Regions from separate parts of the Homo sapiens genome. Here region 2 is linked to region 1. Evidence: read pairs that join two places in POLR2A ChIA-PET (ENCODE). Cell type or tissue: OCI-LY7. All regions are shown on one strand. Each heading gives the region's core, and the rest is flanking DNA. Links, peaks and the distances in the headings are about the cores only. Region 1 overlaps SPCS3-AS1 (SPCS3 antisense RNA 1). Region 2 overlaps WDR17 (WD repeat domain 17).

Evidence for each region. ChIA-PET counts read pairs that join two places held together with the same protein. Peaks named below come from ENCODE experiments on the same cell type or tissue, not always from the same donor. Only the 100,000 strongest peaks of a DNase experiment are listed, where the experiment ranks them.
Region 2: POLR2A ChIA-PET joins it to region 1 with 5 read pairs; 2 of 35 experiments call an interaction of 5 or more read pairs at or near these places.

What each region holds. Positions count from the first base shown.
Region 1 is chr4:176,307,888-176,310,712 of GRCh38, forward strand. It overlaps SPCS3-AS1 (SPCS3 antisense RNA 1), which reads right to left. Exons shown (of 4, transcript NR_186171.1): 3 at 381-580; 4 at 71-80. Among named protein-coding and RNA genes, the nearest start is that of SPCS3, 11 kb to the right of the region's middle. In OCI-LY7, for the core only: no CTCF peak of the experiment used is centred there; a DNase peak (open chromatin) is centred at 1,424; H3K4me3 peaks cover 958 bases; H3K27ac peaks cover 2,035 bases.
Region 2 is chr4:176,129,194-176,132,018 of GRCh38, forward strand. WDR17 (WD repeat domain 17) reads left to right here. Exons shown (of 29, transcript NM_181265.4): 7 at 2,361-2,545. Among named protein-coding and RNA genes, the nearest start is that of WDR17, 65 kb to the left of the region's middle. In OCI-LY7, for the core only: no CTCF peak of the experiment used is centred there; no DNase peak of the experiment used is centred there.

The DNA.
Region 1 (2,825 bases), core at 123-2,622:
AGCGATCCTCCTGCTTCAGCCTCGGAAAGCACTGAGATTACAGGTGTGATCCACTGTACCCAGCCTTGCCTGGGCAATGACTTAAGGAAAATATATTAGTTTGGAGCTTCACATGGCAGAAAACTCTCCTAATTAGTGGTTTGAATGAAACAGAAATTCATTTCTGTCCCTCATTTAAAAGAAGTGAGGAAGGAGACAGCCGGGGGCCGGGATGGTGTTATAGCTGTCAAGCACTCAGGGTCCATATTGCCTTGTTACCTTCACATGTGGCTGTAGATCTTCAGATCATATTCACATTGCAGCAGCAGGAAGCACGAAGGGACAGGGAAGGGTACACCCCTTCCTTGTGAGAATATAGCCCAGAAATCACTTCCACTTACCTCTATTGCCAAAACAGTCAAAAGGGCACACCTGGTTCTTAGGAAAGCTGGGAAATGTAATCTTTGTTCCAGGTGGCTCTGTGCCCCACTGAAAACTTAGGATCATGGATCTTGATGCAAAACTAGCAGTCTTTCTGCCACAGTGCACCAATTAGCCCGAAGGGAAGGACTCAGTCCTAGCATACTCCTCTTTCCCTCTCCTGCTGGACATGACCAAGAAGACAAGAAATCCAAGTTGCAACTCTTTAAGTGAGAGAAAAATAAACATCTAATTTTTTTTGAGACTTCTTATAACCATAAAAAGACTCAGGCTTAAAAGGAAATTGATACTGTGGACAGCAGAGCCAAAACAAGAACCCAGGCACCTGATAATATGGTTGAGCCACTGAAACCACCAGCTCTCCATGAGTTACCGAGAGAAGAAACTTCTTTATTGCGCAGGCCACTTTGGTTCAGAGTTTCTTCTCCTTGTAGCTGAAAGCATGTTAACGAAATTCCCTACAGGTGCCCTACACACTCCATCTGTTATAATTTAACTTAGTAACCTCTTCTTTTCCTTTATAGCCTTCATTATAATTTTGAATCATTTGTTACTTGCTTGAAGTTTATGTCCTCTGCTAGGCTGTGAGCCATGACCTTTGGGTCTAGATTTGTTTTGTAATTTATTGTATACCTGGTGAATGAAACAAAATGGCTGGCACGATGCTTGGCACACAGTAGGTGTGTAAGTAAATGGTAGCTATGATAAAAATGATGTTTGACTAATAAGCCTTGCTCATTCAAAGAGATCACTTCTCCTTAAAGGTAGCATTGAAGCCACATGAAGTAATGAATGACAGTTTGGGGAGTCATTTTCTCTTTTATTCTGCAGGATTTTGTCATATACTACTCATTATTTCAACTACATCAAAGATCTATCTTATAGTTTTGGTGTGACCTCAAATTTGAATATTGGACTACTTTGAGCTATAGCTTGGTCTTAAAAGGAACGACTGCAGAGCTGAGTGCCCAGGTGACAGTCACAGCTGCAGCATCAGCGGTCATGCTGTTACTTTCACTCAGACATCACAGGAGTGGTGACTACATAAATGTGACTAGAATAGTTCTCAGTCTCTTCTGTCACACTACAATATTGAAGTGATGTCTTCCCAAACACTGGAGGCCTTGCCTTCTCATCTGCAGATGGCAATCCTATTCACGTCTAGCTTTTAGGCACACAGTTTTCTTCCTGAGGGCATGTTTCTTGATAAGTTTTCCTTTTTATACCCTCTTCCCAAAGCCCCAAAACCTGTCATTTTAATAATTTAAATAATATGTTTATATCTACAGGTAATCTCTAAAGTCTTTTATTCCACGTTGAGGTGTGCTTCTAATGTCATTTCTGTCTCATCTACTGTTTGTTTATATACCTAGGACATTAATTACAGTAATGTGCCACAAATGATGTTTCAGTCAAGGACAGACTACATATATGTAATATATAAGACTACATATATAATACTGTATTCTTACTGTACCTTTCCTATGTTTTGATATATAGATACACAAATACTTACCATTGTGTTATAGTAGCCTACAATATTGAGTACAGTCACATGCTGTACAGGTTTGTAACCTAGGAGCAATAGGCCATACCATATAGGCTAGATATGTGTTAGGCTATGCATCTGGGTTTCTGCAAGAACCCTCTATCATGTTTACACAATGATGGCATTGCCTGACAATGCAGTTGTCATAACATATCTTTGTTGCTAACCAATGCATGACTGTATTATTTATCTCAGTTCTCCATTCTATCTAAATGTGATTAATTACTACATAAGGTGCTTAGGAAAAAAAGTGTAACCATGGCATTGATCATTGGTAAAATATATAAGTCTTCACTTTCAAAAACTTTGTTCAGATTTTTTTTTAACTTTTAGCAATGGTAATACTAAATAGGTATCATTTATTGAGTCCCTACACTATTCCAGGTATTATGATAGATCGTTTATATAATGTAAGCAGAAAAAGTATGCATTTAATCAGTGGGCCAAGGGTTATACTACAAGCTGCTCTACGTTATACAGAATGAATAGTTGGAATGGTTCAATAATAGGAAATTATCTGAATTTAAAACATTTTAAATTATCATTTGCAGTTAGATGTTACTCACTGAATTATAGAGTAACTAAAAATTCATACACACACAGATCGAAAATACATTTTTAAAATTTGATAAAGTTCACAGAATAATTGGGAGGGTTAAAAGCAACTCATCTTTTTATTTATTTGAGTATTTTTTAGATTTATAAATATCCCTATTTTTAAAATTTCTGAGATTTAATTCACTCACCTCACCTAATCATGGATACTTTGTCTTAAAATGGAAATAAAAATAGGCATTTAATCTTTGCCCTCCCACCCTGGTATCTTCTCCCCCTGGTCCTCTGTTTCTCAGCTTCT
Region 2 (2,825 bases), core at 324-2,823, 180 kb before region 1:
AACTGGGAGAATTTATGTTTTAAACATGGCTCATTTAAAATCTGTACAGTTTACAACGAAGTTAAAACAACCTAAATATTCAAATTATAGGATCTAGAATACATATTACATATTTGAATACCAGTTGTCACTAAGTTAGTAGTTAGTATTATGGATCTTCTGTGTCTTCTTTATTTCTGTGTATATTTTCTGTATCATTCGTTGCCTCTGTAATTAAGAAAAAATAAAATACACTTAATTTATAAAAAGGAAAAATCTGGAAATTTGGGGGAGGTTTAGAATTAGAATTTTTTTCAAATATAAGGGAAAAATAATAGACTTCCAGTTAAGTCTATCATGATTACTCTGCATGGTTGGTAGTGTTCCCATTCTGTATAACACATCATTAAAAGCATGGGGAAGGGATTTCAGTGATGAAAAGTTTAGAGTGATTGTTTCCTTCTTACTCTATCTTTATAATATACCAAGTAATTAGCAATGGCTATTCAAAGTAATGTTATTTTGGTGTCTAATTGGTAGGCAATGGCAAGTAGTAGAAAATCTCTATATTTGAACCTATACCCCTTGTACAAAATTGTGAAGTCCCTAATAAATGTAGAACCTGGAAACTGGAGGGTCTAGAAATATTAGGACTAGAGAAGTAATATGCTGGATGCTGGCTTACTGTTTAGGGATGTTGGAATTTTTTTGTCATTGTTAGTTCCTTTATTTGTTTAGAAGCTTTGAACTGCCATGTCATGGAATGTCTGAAATACCAGATTCTTTTCTTTCATTTTTTTTCTTACTATAAAAGTAGCCCATGTCCATTAGACAAAGTCAGAAAATACAAAGAATAACATACCAGTCTTGTCATTTTCGAGCAATTCCTTTCAGATTACCTCTTCTTTGACTTCTAGGTTTTCCCTTCAATTTAATATAACAGAAAGTATGGAAAAAGAACAATTGTGAAAATGAAATTTTAAAAAATAAACGTACTCGCTGAATTCTGAAAAGCATGATTTACAAATAGATTGGTGCATAAAAGTTGTCTAACCCACCTATAATGTCAATTAAAGTGTTAGAAAAACCAATGATGGATTATATTAATTTTTAAACAAAATATCAACGAAATTTAGTGAACCAAATTCATTGCTACCAAATGCCTCTTTTGTCATTTGTAGTTCATTCTAGTTTGGACTTTCTGTAATTCTCAGATTCTGAGAAATGAATATTATCCATAATAAATGAACTAAGAAAAATTGTATTTTAATATTAAAAATACTGAGAAATGGCCGGGCGCGGTGGCTCATGCCTGTAATCCCAGCACTTCGGGAGGCCAAGGCGGGCAGATCACAAGGTCAGGAGATCGAGACCATCCTGGCTAACACAGTGAAACCCTGTCTCTACTAAAAATACAAAAAAATTAGCCGGGCGTGGTGGCAGGAGCCTGTAGTCCCAGCTACTGGGGAGGCTGAGGCAAGAGAATGGCGTCAACCTGGGAGGCGGAGCTTGCAGTGAGCCGAGATCATGCCACAGCACTCCAGCCCGGGCAACAGAGCGAGACTCCGTCTCAAAAAAAAAAAAAAAAAAACTGAGAAATATTTTCCATATTCCAGTGTACAATTAATAATCGATTGGTCTTATAATTTACTGTAGTGTCATTATTTTGGATTATGTTTGCAAGAAAATATTTGGATTCACATTCTAAGGAAGAGCTTTTTGGAAGAAGACAAAATATGGGATAAATAATATATAAAAATAATCACAGTGATATTTATGTAATTGAAAGTAGGAGAAATCCAAGTCTATAAACAGTAAAAAGAAAAAACAAACAAAAAAACATCTAGGAAGAAAGAAAATTGAGATGCCAGTGCAGGTCAGATAGTGTTGTGATTCTTAATTTATGATAAATTAAAATGAATTATGCATAATCTCAAAAAAATTATTTTCACTGGCTTGGAAATTGTTGGCAGAGAGTTATTTATATTAAAAGAAAAAATTATATGCATATATGTTTGTGTGTGTGGAAGGAGGGAATAAGCTATTATGTCAGTATTTTGAAGGAAGTTTATAATTCAGAAATAATCATGCTGAGCTTTAATTTATAGGGTGATAAGAAACCACATATTCACAACAGATTGTGATTCCTCAACACACTAATTTTCATCTATTTGCTCCATCTGTACTTTAAAATAATATCCAATTTTGTGCTTATATTACATTTTTTGGCAATCCCAAAGAACTGCTTATGTGGGAGAATATATGATCATTGCCTAAATGGTTTACTGGTACAGATTCTGGATTTTTTTTTTAATGAAGAATCTTTCTAAATTAAGCTCTGTGGTTTCATTCCAATAGGATTTTTTTTCTTCTATTTTTAGTTTCAGTCCAATCTCCAACCAAAAATCATTATACATCCTCAACAAGCGAAGCAGTTCCACCCCCAACTTTAACACAGAATCAAGCATTTTCTCTTCCTCCTGGTCATGCAGTGTGTTGTTTCTTGGATGGTGGAGTTGGACTTTATGATATGGGAGCTAAGAAGTGGGATTTTCTTAGAGACTTGGTATGTATGTAGTCATTCCTTTATTATACATAATAGTTTTTTGTGTAAACCCATGATCTTTACTTTTACCTGTCTGAATATTATTTGAAATTATTTTTGTAAGTAATAATATACTAGAAATTTATTGTAGCTGGTTGAAACATTTTAGAAAATGCATAGAATGATGATAAAACTACTAAAATAACTTTTAACCACTATACTTCAAAAGTCTTAATGTCTACTTATATTTTATGTACAATGGAAAATTACATAGCTGTAGTATATTTTGGAAGCAAAATGA